2 separate regions of the Homo sapiens genome follow, and region 1 is linked to region 2. The links are chromatin contacts, found by Hi-C or POLR2A ChIA-PET in ENCODE. All regions are on one chromosome and are shown on one strand. Each heading gives the region's core, a stretch centred on a gene start or an enhancer-like site at or near the end of the contact. The rest is flanking DNA. Distances are from core to core; before and after follow the strand shown.

What was found. Hi-C counts contacts between places; a loop is a spot of excess contacts on that map. ChIA-PET counts read pairs that join two places held with the same protein, here RNA polymerase II (POLR2A). Pooled maps may share reads with other maps.
Region 1: a map of B cell shows a loop between it and region 2 (4-fold over the local background). The contact joins the enhancer-like site here to the promoter of SLC16A14 in region 2. A Hi-C loop is called at or near these places in 1 of 168 maps with a recorded cell type or tissue (B cell), 2 of 37 single-sample maps with no recorded cell type and 7 of 50 pooled maps. POLR2A ChIA-PET finds 5 or more read pairs at or near these places in 1 of 52 experiments (OCI-LY7).

What each region holds. Positions count from the first base shown.
Region 1 is chr2:230,256,660-230,264,095 of GRCh38, forward strand. The region is part of intron 12 of SP140 (SP140 nuclear body protein); the gene reads left to right. Among named protein-coding and RNA genes, the nearest start is that of SP140, 35 kb to the left of the region's middle. RefSeq lists an enhancer at 1,132-1,201. Within about 2 kb of position 1,277, at least 2 of the 41 ENCODE cell types and tissues checked have a DNase peak (open chromatin) inside an H3K27ac peak, as active enhancers do; they include B cell, where a contact is called at or near this core.
Region 2 is chr2:230,066,493-230,073,245 of GRCh38, forward strand. SLC16A14 (solute carrier family 16 member 14) reads right to left here and starts at 2,432. Exons shown (of 5, transcript NM_152527.5): 1 at 2,063-2,432. LOC107985995 (a long non-coding RNA gene) reads left to right here and starts at 247. Exons shown (of 6, transcript XR_001739918.2): 1 at 247-285. RefSeq lists enhancers at 1,140-1,910, 2,306-2,425, 2,436-2,495 and silencers at 1,286-1,535, 1,806-2,075.

The DNA.
Region 1 (7,436 bases), core at 27-2,526, 190 kb after region 2:
TTAAAGTATAATAAAAAAAATTTCTATTCTCACTCCCTCTATGGAAATAAAAAAGGGTATCATTCCTCTGCTGGTAGATACTTTTTTATGATTTTTTCACAAACTTGACAAAGCCTTCAGTGTAATGGTATTCTACCATCTAATTGGCAGAACTTAGATCAACTATTTGTGAGACTAAATGGTATTTTTGACCAGTACTTTCCATTATGTCATTGGATCATGCAGTGGTTTTTCAGAGTACTCTGATAGGTGTTATAATTTTACTCACAAAAACCTCAAGACTTAGATAGGGAAGGTGCTGTTATTGCTGTTTTAAGGAGCCAGAAACACAGAAATGCATGTGACACGGGTGTTTGATAAGACCCAAGAAAAAAGAAAGAGCAGAGACCAGTGTCCTGGATGACTCCTTACAGGCTTTCAGTTCTATGAGGTGGGCATGGGTTGGGGTGGGGTCTCATAGTCTGAGTCCAATGTGGATGCCCAAAGGGTTTTTAGGAATCCAAGAGACTCTACCAGGGTTCAATGGAAAGAGACTTTTATCTAACAAATAAAGAAAGATTAGGGAGAGATAAGGAAACATTATCAAGAGTTGGAAAATACTTGAATGTAATCTACGATACGAGATAGGAGATATCCAGAAAAATAGAGCCAGAAAAGAGAAACAGAGAGGCAATATGAAAAGTATATGTAGCACATCACTGAAGGAGGAAGAGACAGTAAGGGAGAGGAGATGTTAAGAAGAGAAAGTCCAGAAAGCCGAAAAGAACCATAGATGCCGTCATAGAGTAATAAAAAGATATCACTAGTAGAAGGGGCTATCACTTAGGCTGGGTGCAGTGGGTCACCCCTGTAATCCCAGCAATTTGGGAGGCCAAGGCAGGTGGATCACTTGAGGTCAGGAGTTCAAGGCCAGCCGGGCCAACATGGCAAAACCCCATCTCTACTAAAAATACAAAAATTAGCTGGTTGTGGTCGAGCACACCTGTAGTCCCAGCTACTCGGGAGGCTGAAACAAGAGAGTTGCTTGAACCCGGGATGTGGAGGTTGCAGTCAGCTGAGATCACATCACTGCACTCCAGCCTGGTGACAGAGCAAGATTCCATCTCAGAAGAAAAAAAGAAAAAATAAGGGGCCACCACTTAATATCAAACGAAAGGCTGAATTTATTGTTCAGTTAAGGGATAGTTGTGCTTGTGGGTCAGTTTCTCTGAACAGAGAACGTTTGTGGAAGTGTGGATCTCGGTGACTGGCGGCCTTCAAAAGTGAGATTTGTTAGTGGTTAGCTGACCTTTAGTGAAAGCAGGGTCACTGGAGTGTGGCTGTTACTGACTGTCTGACTTTCAGAAGCATGGGGAAGTCAATGGTTGGCTGGCTTTCAGAGGCCTGTGTACTGGCCAGAAGCTATTGTTGATTAATTGGGATGATTCTGGTTGTTATTGACCATATGGCCAAACAATAATGAGTTTTCCTAGAAGTGTAGCAACTTTCAATTATCAGTTTCCCCTTTAGGAAATCTCTCATCTAAAGCTGCAGGAGGCACCATCAAGTATTTTCCCCATCCAAGATGTCTTTTCTGGAAGAGGACCCTGGAAACAAAATCCTAGGATTCCCCTTCACTGAGTAGGAGTTATAGAGTTGCTAGATTGAGAGTGTTATCCTTGCAAAGGATGACATAAGAAAAAGTAATGATGTTTTACAATACGTTAATGGAATGGCAGACAACTGTTGAAAGTTTTTAATTAGCAGCAGAATTGTGCTGCTTGCAATACTATCCTATTTATTCCCTTTTGCTCCAAGAATACTCACCAGCCACCCTTGTGGCTGCAGCGTTTATCCCAAGTAAATTTGCCATGAAATATCTTGCTTTTATTATTATTTTCACATCACTCTAATATATTGACTTTGGAAACAAAAGACATTCTTCTAATTATAGCATTCTGGTTTTAGTAGTGGTATTTCCATTTACAAAATACAGTAATTGTTGATCACTGAAAATGTCAAATCCTGGAAAACGTGGCTTTCCCACATGTGCTGTTAACATTGTTACTGAACAATTGTTGGCCGAAGATTCATTTGATGAATCATATATTTTTAAAATAGATGATTCTGATATGGTTCTGTTTAGAAATAACTCCAAGAACAGTTTATATATTTTATTTTCACATTGAAAATCAATCATGTTTGCTTCAGCCTCAAAGAATGTGTTTACGTAAAATTAAATGAGTGCAGCAAGCTGCACTTTTTTTTTTTTCTAAACGGGAACAGAGTTAAAGTTGATCCAAGTACAAAATCTCCAGAACCATGGACTAATGCAGTCACCTGCAATTGCTTTGAGGCAACTAGGATGAGATGTGGCTACTAGCAATGGCTCTTTGATGTCTGTCACGTTTTGAAGTGATACCCCTAGAGCATGGCCTGTTTGTTTATTTATTTATTTATTTATTTTTATTTTTCCGTAAGTTATTGGGGTACAGGTTGTATCTGGTTACATGGGTAAGTTCTTTAGTGGTGATTTGTGAGATTTTGGTGCACCCATCACCTGAGCAGTATACGCTGCACCATATTTGTAGTCTTCTATCCCTCGCACCCCTCCCACTCTTCCCTCCAAGTCCCCAAAGTCCATTGCATCATTCTTACACCTTTGCGTCCTCATAGCTTAGCTCCCACGTATCAGTGAGAACATACAGTGTTTGGTTTTCCTTTCCTGAGTTACTTCACTTAGGATGATAGTCTCCAAGCCGGGCACGGTGGCTCACGCCTGTAGTCCCAGCACTTTGGGAGGCTGAGATGGATGGATCACCTGAGGTCAGGAGTTTGAGACCAACCTGGCCAACATGGCAAAACCCCGCCTCCGCTAAAAAAAAAAAAATACAAAAATTAGTCAGGCATGGTAGTGTGTGCCTGTAATCCCAGCTACTAGCAGGGGCTGAGGCAGGAGAATTGCTTGAACCCGGGAGGTGGAGGTGGTAATGAGCTGAGATCACACCACTGCACTCCAGCCTGGGTGACAGAACGAGACTCCATCTCAAAAAAAAAAATAGTCTCCAATCTCATCCAGGTCACTGCAAATGCTGTTAATTCATTCCTTTTTATGGCTGCGTAGTATTCCATCATATATATATATATATATATATATACCACATACATACATATATACCACAGTTTCTTTATCCACTTGTTAATTGGTGGGCATTTGGGTTGGTTCCACAATTTTGCAATTGTGAATTGTACTGCTATAAACATGCATGTGCAAGTATCTTTTTCGAATAATGACTTCTTTTCCTCTGGATAGATACCCAGTAGTGGGATTGCTGGATCAAATGGTAGTTCTATTTTTAGTTCTTTAAGGAATCTCTACACTGTTTTCCATAGCAGCTGTACTAGTTTACATTCCCATCAGCAGTGTAGAAGTGTTCCCTATTCACTGCATCCATGCCAGCATCTACTGTTTTTGATTTTTTGATTATGGCCATTCTTAAGGAGTGAGGTGGTATCGCATTGTGGTTTTGATTTGCATTTCCCTGATCATTGGTGATGTTGAGCAATTTTTTCATATGTTCATTGGCCATTTGTATATCTTCTTTTACGAACTGTCTATTCATGTCCTTAGCCCACTTTTTGATGGGATTGTTTGTTTTTTTCTTACTGATTTGTTTAAGTTCATTGTAGATTATGGATATTAGTCTTTTGTCAGATGTATAGATTGTGAAGATTTTCTCCCACTCTGTGGGTTGTCTGTTTACTCTGCTGACTGTTCCTTTTGCTGTGCAAAAGCTCTTAGGTTTAATTAAGTCCCAGCTATTTATCTTTGTTTTTCTTTCATTTGCTTTTGGGTTCTTGGTCATGAAGGCCTTGCCTAAGCCAATGTTTAGAAGGGTTTTTCTGATGTTATCTTCCAGAATTTTTATAGTTTCAGGCCTTAGATTTAAGTCCTTGATCCATCTTGAGTTGATTTTTGTATAAGGTGAGAGATGAGGATCCAGTTTCATTCTCCTACATGTGGCTTGCCAATTATCCCAGCACCATTTGTTGAATAGGGTGTCCTTTCCCCACTTTATGGTTTGTTTGCTTTGTCAAAGATCAGTTGGCTGTAAGTATTTGGGTTTACTTCTGGGTTCTCTGTTCTGTTTCATTGGTCTACGTCTATTTTTGTACCAGTACCACTCTGTTTTGGTGACTATGGCCTTATAGTATAGTTTGAAATCATGTCGTGTGATGCCTCCAGATTTGTTCTTTTTGCTTAGTCTTGCTTTGGCTTTGTGGGCTCCTTTTTGGTTCCATATGAATTTTAGAGGTGTTTTTTCTAATTCTGTGAAGAAGATGGTGGTATTTTGATGGGGATTGCATTGAATTTGTGATTGCTTTTGGCGGTATGATCATTTTCACAATATTGATTCTACCCATCCATGAAGCATGGGATGTATTTTCATTTGTTCAGGTTGTCTATGATTTCTTTCAGCAATGTTTTGTAGTTTTCCTTGTAGAGGTCTTTCGACTCCCTGGTTAGGTATATTCCTAAGTTTTTGTTGTTGTTGTTGTTGTTGTTTTGCAGCTATTGTAAAAGGGGTTGAGTTCTTGATTTGATTCTCTGCTTGGTCACTGTTGGTATATAGAAAAGCTACTGATTTGTGTACATTAATCGTGTATCCAGAAAGTTTGCTGAATTCTTTTATCAGTTCTAGGAGCTTTCTGGGGGAGTCCTTAGGGTTTTCAAGGTATACAGTCATATCATCAGCAAACAGTGAGAATTTGACTTCCTATTTACCAATTTGGATGCTCTTTATTTCTTTCTCTTGTCTGATTGCTCTGGCTAGGACTTCCAGTACTATGTTGAAGAGGAGTGGCGAGAGTGGGCATCCTTGTCTTGTTTCAGTTCTCAGAGGGAAAGCTTTCAACATTTCCCCATTCAGTATTATGTTGGCTATGGGTTTGTCATAGGTGGCTTTTATTACCTTAAGGTATGTCTCTTGTATGCTGATTTTGCTGAGAGTTTTAATCATAAGGAGATGCTGGATTTTGTTGAATGCTTTTTCTGCATCTATTGAAATGATCATGTGATTTTTGTTTTTAATTCTGTTTATGTGGTGTATCATATTTATTGACTTGCATATGTTAAGCCATCCCTGCATCCCTGGTATGAAACCTACTTCATCGTCGTGGATTATCTTTTTGATATGTTGTTGGATTCAGTTGGCAAGTATTTTGTTAAGGATTTTAGCATCTATGTTCATCAAGGATACCAGTCTGTAGTTTTCTTTTTTGGCTATGTCCTTTCCTGGTGTTGGTATTAGGGTGATGCTGGCTTCACAGAATGAATTAGGGAGGGTTCCTTCTTTCTCTATCTTGTGGAATAGTGTCAAAAGGATTGGTACCAATTCTTTGACTGTCTGGTAGCATTCTGCTGTGAATCCGTCTGATCCTGAACTTTTTTTTGTTGGTAATGTTTAAATTACCATTTCAGTCTTGCTGCTTGTTACTGGTCTGTTCAAGGTATCTAATTCTTCCTGATTTACACTAGGAGGGTTGTATTTTTGCAGGAATTTATCCATCTCTTCTATGTTTTCTAGTTTATGTACATAAAGGTATTCATAGTAACCTTGAATGATCTTTTGTATTTCACTGGTGTCAGTTGTAGTATTTCCTGTTTCATTTCTCAGTGACGTTATTCGGGTTTTCTCTCCTCTTGGTTAATCTTGCCAATGGTCTATCCATTTTATTTACCTTTTCGAAGAACCAGCTTTTGTTTCATTTATCGTTTGTATTTTTTTTATTTCAATTTCATTTAGTTCTGCTCTGATCTTTGTTATTTCCTTTCTTCTGCTGGGTTTGGGTTTGGTTTTGGTTTGTTCTTGTTTCTCTAGTTCCTTCAGATGTGACCTTAGATTGTCAGTTTGTGCTCTTTCAGTCTTTCTGATGTAGGTGTTCAGGGCCATGAACTTTCCTCTTAGCACCGCCTTTGCTCTATCCCAGAGGTTTTGATTGTCATTCAGTTTGAAGAATTACTGTCATTCAGCTTGAATAATTTTTTAATTTCCATCTTGATTTCGTTTTTGACCCAATGCTCATTCAGGAGCAGGTTATTTAATTTTCATGTATTTGCATGGTTTTGGAGGTGCCTTTTGGAGTTGATTTCCAGTCTTATTCTACTGTGGTCTGAGAGAGTGCTTGATATAATTCCAATTTTCTTAAATTTATTGAGGCTCGTTTTATGGCCTATCATATGGTCTATCTTGGAGAAAGTTCCATGCACTGTTAAATAGAATGTATATTCTGTGGTTGTTGGATGAAATGTTCTATATATATCTGTTAAATCCATTTGTTCCAAGGTATAGTTTAAACCCATTGTTTCATTGTTGACTTTCTTTCTTGATGACCTGTCTAGTGCTGTCAGTGGAGTATTGAAGTTCTCCACTATTATTGTGTTGCTGTCTATCTCATTTCTTAGGTCTATTAGTAATTATTTTATAAATTTGGGAGCCCCAATGTTAGGTGCATATATGTTTAGAATTGTCGTATTTTCCTGTTGGACAAGGCTTTTTACCGTTGTATAATGTCCCTCTGTGTCTCTTTTAACTGCTGTTGCCTTAAAGTTTGTTTTGTCTAATATAAGAATAGCTACCCCTGCTTGCTTTTGGTGTCCTTTTGCAAGAAATGCCTGTTTCCACCCCTTTACTTTAAGTTTATGCGAGTCCTTATGTGCTAGGTGAGTCTCCTGAAGGCAGCAGATGGTTGGTGAGTTCTTATCGGTTCTGTGGTTCTGTATCTTTTAAGTGGAGCATTTAGGCCATTTACATTCAATGTTAGTATTAAAATGTGAGGTACCATTGCATTCATTGTGCTTTTTGTTGCCTGTGTACTTTTTGTTTTTATTTTTTAACTTGTATTTTATTTTTGTTTTATAGGTCCTGTGTGATTTATGCTTTAAAGAGGTTCCGTTTTGATGTGTTTCTAGGATTTGTTTCAATATTGAGAGCTCCTTTTAGCAGTTCTTGTAGTGGTGGCTTGGTAATGGCGAATTCTCTCAGCATTTGTTTGTCTGAAAAAGACTGTATCTTTCCTTCGTATATGATGCTTAGTTTTGCTGGATACAGAAGTCTTGTCTGATAATTGTTTTGTTTGAAGAGGCTGAAGATAGGGCCCCAGTCCCTCCTGTCTTATATGGTTTCTGCCAAGAAATCTGCTGTTAATCTGATAGGTTCTCCTTTGGAGGTTACCTGGTGCTTCTGTCTCACAGCTCTAAAGATTCTTTCCTTCGTCTTAAATTTGGTTAACCTGATGACAATGTGCCTAGGCGAAGATCTTTTTATGATGAATTTCCCTGGTGTTCTTTGTGCTTCTTGTATTTGGATGTCTAGGTCTCTAGCAAGGCCAGGGAAGTTTTCTTTGATTATTCCCCCAAATATGTTTTCCAAGCTTTTAGAATTCTCTTCTTCCTC
Region 2 (6,753 bases), core at 1,182-3,681:
ACATATATAGGCTATGAAACTGGGTCAGCTACATATTTACGTGATAATAGGCAGAAATGAAAATAACAGATCCTTCTAGGGTGTTTCAGATATTAGAACAAAATTAAATTTTCTACAGCAGCGTAGAAAGTTTTACAAGCAAGTCATTTTTTTTTTTTTTTTGACAGAGTATGGCTTTGTCGCCCAGGCTGGAGTGCACTGGTGAGATCTCGGCTCACTGCAACTTCCGCCTCCCGAGTTCAAGCGATTCTCCTGCCTCAGCCTCCCGAGTAGCTGGGACTACAGGTGTGTGCCACTGCATCTTTAGTATCTTTAGTAGAGAAGGGGTTTCGCCATGTTAGCCAGGCTGGTCTCGAAACTCTGACCTCAGATGATCCACCCGCCTCGGCCTCCCAAAATGCTGGGATTACAGGCATGAGCCACCGCGCTGGGCCAAGTCATTCATTTTTAATTTGGCTATTGTTATTACATTGCATGTGGTGAGCTCATTACACATAAGGAAAGCGGGAAGCACGAAGCTAAAATTGAAATTACAGTCTTCCCCAAAGCTACGCAGAGCGTGGTGGTAGCGGCTCTGCATCCCACGCAGGTGAGTGCGGGCTTCACCTTTAATTCTGCTCTGCAGGCGCTTCCGCGCTCTTCACCTGGTGTGTACAGGGCATTTGGGGCCTTTAGAGGGCGCACTTGCGGCCAGCAGGCTGAAGAGGCTGCCGCGGAGAAGGCTGGGGAGCGGAGCTGAGCTGAGCTGGTGCAGACAGCATAGGAGAAAAACAGAACCGAAAAATTCACACCGAATTAGGAGGACTCAACACATACATGCTTCGCTCTGGGTCAGGGACTGTGCTTGGTGGCTTCTCCTCCAGTCCAATTGGCATGAATGTCCGCATTTTACAGAGGAAGAATCTGAGCCATCAAATGGGAGCAATGAAGCTTAGAAAGGTTAAACTAGCAGGCTGTGGAAACCAAATCGGAACCCAGGCCTGCAGGATCCCAAGCCTGTTTTACCTCCTCCCACCCCCAACACTGCCTCTCTCCCCTCTCTTCTCTCTCTCTCTCTCTCTCTCTCTCTCTCTCTCTCTCACACACACACACACAGCCGCACACGCACGCACATGCAAACAAAGAAGCCAGACAAGGCAAAGGAGAATCTCTCTAAGCCCCAATAATGGCCCTCAGTCATCCTTGTTAATGAGCCCGAATCAACTTTTCCTCAGAAAGAAAATGGCTTAATTGGAAAGCAGAGTTCAGCTCCTAAAACATCGTCATGGCCTTGGCAGCGTTTAGCCCCGAAATGGCCGTCCCCGGTCTCTCACCCCATTTCAGCCTCTCTTGAGGAGCCTCAATCGGAAGCGCTAAGGGGGCCCAGCCTCTGCGCGCCCTGGGTGCGGGATCGTGCCCGCGGGGTCCGGCCTCGCGCCCCACCCTTCGAGCGCCCGCCCCCACCCGCGCTCGGTGCTCCCGCTCCCTTGGCACCCCGAGACCACATCCCCACTTCGGGCACCCCGCATCCCTCGGCGCGTTCGGAAGCCAGCAGCCCACCGGGGAAGCTGGGCCGGCTGCAGCACCACAGCCTGTGCAGAGAGGCATCCGCACCCCGCGAAGTCCCTAGGCGCAGCCCCGGGTCCCCCGCTCTGCGCCTCATCACTGTCCAGTTCGAGTCCCAAACGGGCCTAGAGAGCAGCCGGGCAGCGAGGCTGGGCTCCGGGCAGAACGCGCTTCTCCAGCCGGACGGGGGTGCCCAGGATGACGCTCGCGGGGCCCCGGCCAGCTTGAGCAGCAAGGCGCGCGTCCCCAAGCTCCGCCTGGCGGTCTGCCCTGAACCGCCGGTTACCCTGCCCGCCCGCAGCTCCCAAGCCCCCGCGGCGGCCTTGGCACTACCACCTGCCCCGGCACAGTCTCGCCCTCCACCGCCCGGGCAGCCTTTCCCGAGCCTGCCTTGGGCTGGGGCTGCCCCTTCCCGGGGGTCCCTGGGGGTGCAGCGGCCATCTGAAACCTAGGCTCCGATGCCCCCGGCGTCGCTCCATTCCCCAGGCCCGCGGCGCGCGCGGCCTCGGATACTCACCGCCCGAGGCCCGCTGGGCTGCGGCCTCACTCGGCTCCACGCCCGGATCCTCGAACTTGCTGCTCTGCTTGGAGCCCCCTGAGCTGCTGGGTGTAGAGATTTGTTGCAATGTCGCCTATCATCCTGGAGACGCGGGTGCCTGCGGCTCAGCTCTCCGCCCGGCTCGGTGCGCTCTGTGAGGGGCTCCCGGGCTCTTCCGCCGCTCGCTGCCAGGCCAGGTGAGCGTTTGGTGGAGCTGAAAGCTCGACGCCTCAGTCCAGGTGGCTTTAAAACGGGTGCGTTTGGAGGTGCCCAAACCTAACCTGGGCTTCCTTCCAATCGGAGCAATTTCAAATCTTCATGCTCGTTCATTCCTATACCGGCTAATTCTGGTTTGGCAGGGAAAAAAAATGCAGTCACCTCACATGCACACTCTTGTGGCCGGTTGAAGTTTATAGCTTTGGCTGAGGTTCCGCTAAGGCGCTGCACATTTATCACTGGCGGAAAGGTCCTGAAATCTAATCCAGGATGCAAGTGAGACTAGCAGTAGCCTCCATTTCTCTGAGATGGGAGAGAAGGGATGAAACAGACCCTCACTGAAATATTTTTGGCCAAAGAGGACTCAAAGTCCCTTATTCTCTCTCTTTTAGAGACACGGGTTTCACTATATTGCCAGGCTGGTCTCGAACACTTGGACTCAAGGAATCCTCTGGCCTTGGCCTCCAAAGTGCTGGGATCACAAGCTGAGCCACCGTGACCGGCCAGTCCCTCATTCTTGTTTCCACCCTGGGTCCCACCTCTCCCTGCTCTTTCTGCACGTCCATTACCTACCTTCGTGGGCACCAGGCACAACTTTCATCTCAATACCTCCCTACCTCATTCCCAGCAGGGCACACAACATAGTGCTTTGCCTTGGACAGTTTTCTGTATTATTGAAGTGAATGTGTGAGTCGATGAAGCCTGTGCTGTTTTTTCCCGCCTGAAGGTTTTGCAGTAATTCTCTGCTGCTGTTGTGATAAACTGCCACAGTAATAGCAGAGGAAAACCACACAAATTCACTATTTTACAGTTCTGGAGGTCGGAAGTTTGAAATGGGTCATACTAGGCTGAGATCATGGTGTTGGCCACCTTGAAGGCTGTGTTCCTTCTCGTGGCTGTAGGGGAGAGCCACCAGCTTCTGCAGGCCGCCCACATTCCTTGGCTGGTGGCTCTTCCTCCATCTTCAAAGCCAGCACTGCTGCGTCATTTTGTCTTCTTTCCATACTCACATTGCCTTGTCTCCCCTTTTCTGCCCCCACCCCTGTCCACTTTTAAGGACCCTGGGGATTACATTGAGTCCAATGAGATAATCCAGATAATCTCTCTATTTTAAGGTCAGCTGATTAGCAACCTTAATTCCATCTGCAACCTTAATTCCCCTCTTGCCATGTAAGGTAACAAATTCACATGTTCCAGGGATTAGGATGTGGACATCTTTGGGAGACCATTATTCTGCCTACCACAGATTTCCTTCTTTCTTCTTTTCCTTTTTCTTTTCTTCCTTCTTTTTCGTTTCTTTGAAAAAAAATTCACATGTATTTCACATTGCCTTCCTCGGTCACCCAAGCTGGAGTGCAGTAGCATGATCACAGCTCATTGCAGCCTCAACCTCCTGGGCTCAGGTGATCCTCCCACCTCAGCCTCCTGAGTAGCTGGGACTACAGGCACACGCCACCATGCCTGGCTAATTTTTTTGACTTTTTATAGAGACGGAGTCTCATTATATTGCCCAGACTGGTCTTGACCTTTTGGACTCAAGTGATCTGGCTGCCTCACCCTCCCAAAGTGCTGGGATTACAGGCATGAGCCGCTGCACCCGGCCTATATTGCTATTTCTTATATCAATTCTGTCTCTCTTTTTTTTTTTTTTTTTTTTTGAGATGGAATCTCACTCTGTCACCCAGGCTAGAGTGCAGTGGCAATCTTGGCTCACTACAACATCTGCTTCCCAGGTTCAAGCAATTCTCCTGCCTCAGCATCCCAAGTAGCTGGGGTTATAGGAGCGTGCCACCATGCCCAGCTAATCTTATATCAACTCTTGATTTAAAAATTATTGAGGCTGGGCACAGTGGCTCACGCCTGTAATCCCAGCACTTTGGAAGGCCAAGGCGGGTGGATCACTTGAGGCTAGGAGTTCAAGACCAGCTTGGCCAACATGGTGAAACCCCGTCTCTACTAAAAACACAAAAATTAGCTGGGTGTGGTGGCGCCTGCCTGTAATTCCAGCTGCTTGGGAGGCTGAGGCACGATATTGCTTGAATCTGGGAGGCGAGAATCGCTTGAACCTTGAGCTGAGATCGTGCCTCTGCATTCCAGCCTAGGCAACAGAGTGAGACTCTGTCTCAAAAAAAAAAAAGAAAAAAAAATTTTGAGAAAATTGTGAGAAATTGTGGCCAAGTGAGGGCATTTTGATGAGGTGCTAGGCTTCAGTGGTTTACATATCTTACTTTTGCTGATAAGAACACGGGCAACTGGATGGTTAGTGTTCCCTTGGGCGGTGCCTCTCATATCCACTCATTTCAAGCAGGCTTTTGACAGCAAGATTAGGGTTCCTGACAAGCACTTCAATTGCCGATGATCCATTTTGTTGGAAAAGAAGTCTGTAAGATTTTTAAGTCTGTTTTTTTTTTCTCTGAAAACTTGCCCACTTATGGAGGTATGATGGATCTCATATGAACTGTGCATATTTAGTGTCCAATTTGATGAGTTTCAGCATATGGAGGTAGGATGGATCTCGTATGAACTATGCATATTTAGTGTACAATTCGATGAGTTACAGCACGTCTATGGAACTACCACCTCAATCAAATGACTCCAAAATTTTCCTTGTGCTGCTTTGTAATCCTTGTCCCACCTCCACACACCCAGGCAGTCTTTAATTGGCTCTCTGAGAAGCTTCTACTCTGGACCATGAAGGCTTTTCTGATCAATTATTTTGTCTTCATAAGTTTCACTGCTCTTACCTGTCTGTTGGTCTCTCAGTGACACAGGTGGATTGAGGACAGGCCCAAAGCAAAGAGGACTGTGACCCATAAGTTGGTATGTCTGGGTTAAATAAATAGAAATCCACTATCAGGCCAGGCGCAGTGGCTCATGCCTGTAATCCCAGCACTTTGGGAGTCCGAGGTGGGCGGATCGCCTGAGGTCGGGAGCTTGAGACCAGCCTGGCCAACACGGTGAAAACCCATTTCTACTAAAAATACAAAAATTAGCAGGGCGTAGTGGTGGGTGCCTGTAATCCCAGCTACTCAGGAGGTTGAGGCAGGAGAATTGCTTGAACCCAGGAGACGGAGGTTGAAGTGAGACAAGATAGCGCCATTGCACTCCAGCCTGGGTGACACAGCGACACTCTGTCTCAAAAAAAAAAAAAATCCATCTTCAATTAGAATGTAAAATATAAGCGCTAAACTCTTTTCATGTATCTGAAGTAGAGAAACCTGACATTCTCCCTTGATTTTTAGGCAAATTATATATTTTCTCTCAATAGCAATCTTACCTTTAATTGAATTGCATTAGCTAACAACCTTACATCTTAAGAATGTAAACTAATTCACATGCTGCCTGTAAAAGCCTCCTCTCTTAGTTCTAATCATGTACTCAATTGATTTCATAATCCCACCTTGGAGTTGGGGTGAAACTGAGAATTTGGACAATCTTTGCCTTAATTTTGGTGGTTTAATGGTGTAGAATAGGCACAGAGTGGGATAGAATTAGCTTTTGAGAAAGTTGCTAGCACAGAACATTGAAGGGGTTAGAGAAATGCCTTAAAGTGTCACCGTGACTGCCTCATTGTTGTAGCCAGCCCAGATGTAAAGATGACCCACAACCCACATGGTCACCAAGAATATCCTCTGTCTCTCAGTATGGCCCTGTTCCCCACTCCTCTGAGTTTAATGTGGGAGATCAAAGACTAGAATCCAGAACACAAGTGCCTGAAATGCAAGTGTGCTCAGAAATCACAGGGCAAGCCACACGCTGCACAGCCAGGCAAAGTTTTATGAAGGAGGAAGGAAATGCTTTCTCTTACACAGGGCCAGAAATCCAGTGCTGTGCCCAAATCCGTGCCACCTCTTGGCTTGGTGGGTCAGTCTGTGCCCCCCCAGGATTCTCCCTGTGACTGGATTTATCTTTCCGTAAGTGCAGATGCTTTTACCAAGTGGGGACCTTGGTTACATCTGGTCTTGGCAGGTATCTTCAGTCTTGGCCTGCTGCCAAACCAGCCTCCAGGGATTTTGGACTTCAGCATGGCTTATGGGGACAGAAGGAGGTTGCAGGGCTGATAGCAGCCTTCAGCAGCCTGGAGTCTCATAAGAACCACCACACTGAGATGACATTGGTCATGGCTTCTGGGTGCCTCATAAATTTCAGATTTCAGCAAGGCCTCATTTTTATGCTTTATCCATGAACCATATGTGCTAGTAGTTACTTTTCAGCTATTCATTTATTTTTTCATTCAACAAATATTTGCTGAACGTGTATGATGTGATTTTATGAAGTGCTGGGGATACAGCAATGAACAAAACCAACACAAATGCTTTTCTGCACTAAGTATATGTTCCAGTGAGCAAGAAAAACAAGTTATATATATGTAATGCATATATGTGTATGTGTATTTATTTCTCTCTCTATATATATGTATATATATACATACATATATATACAATTAGTAATAA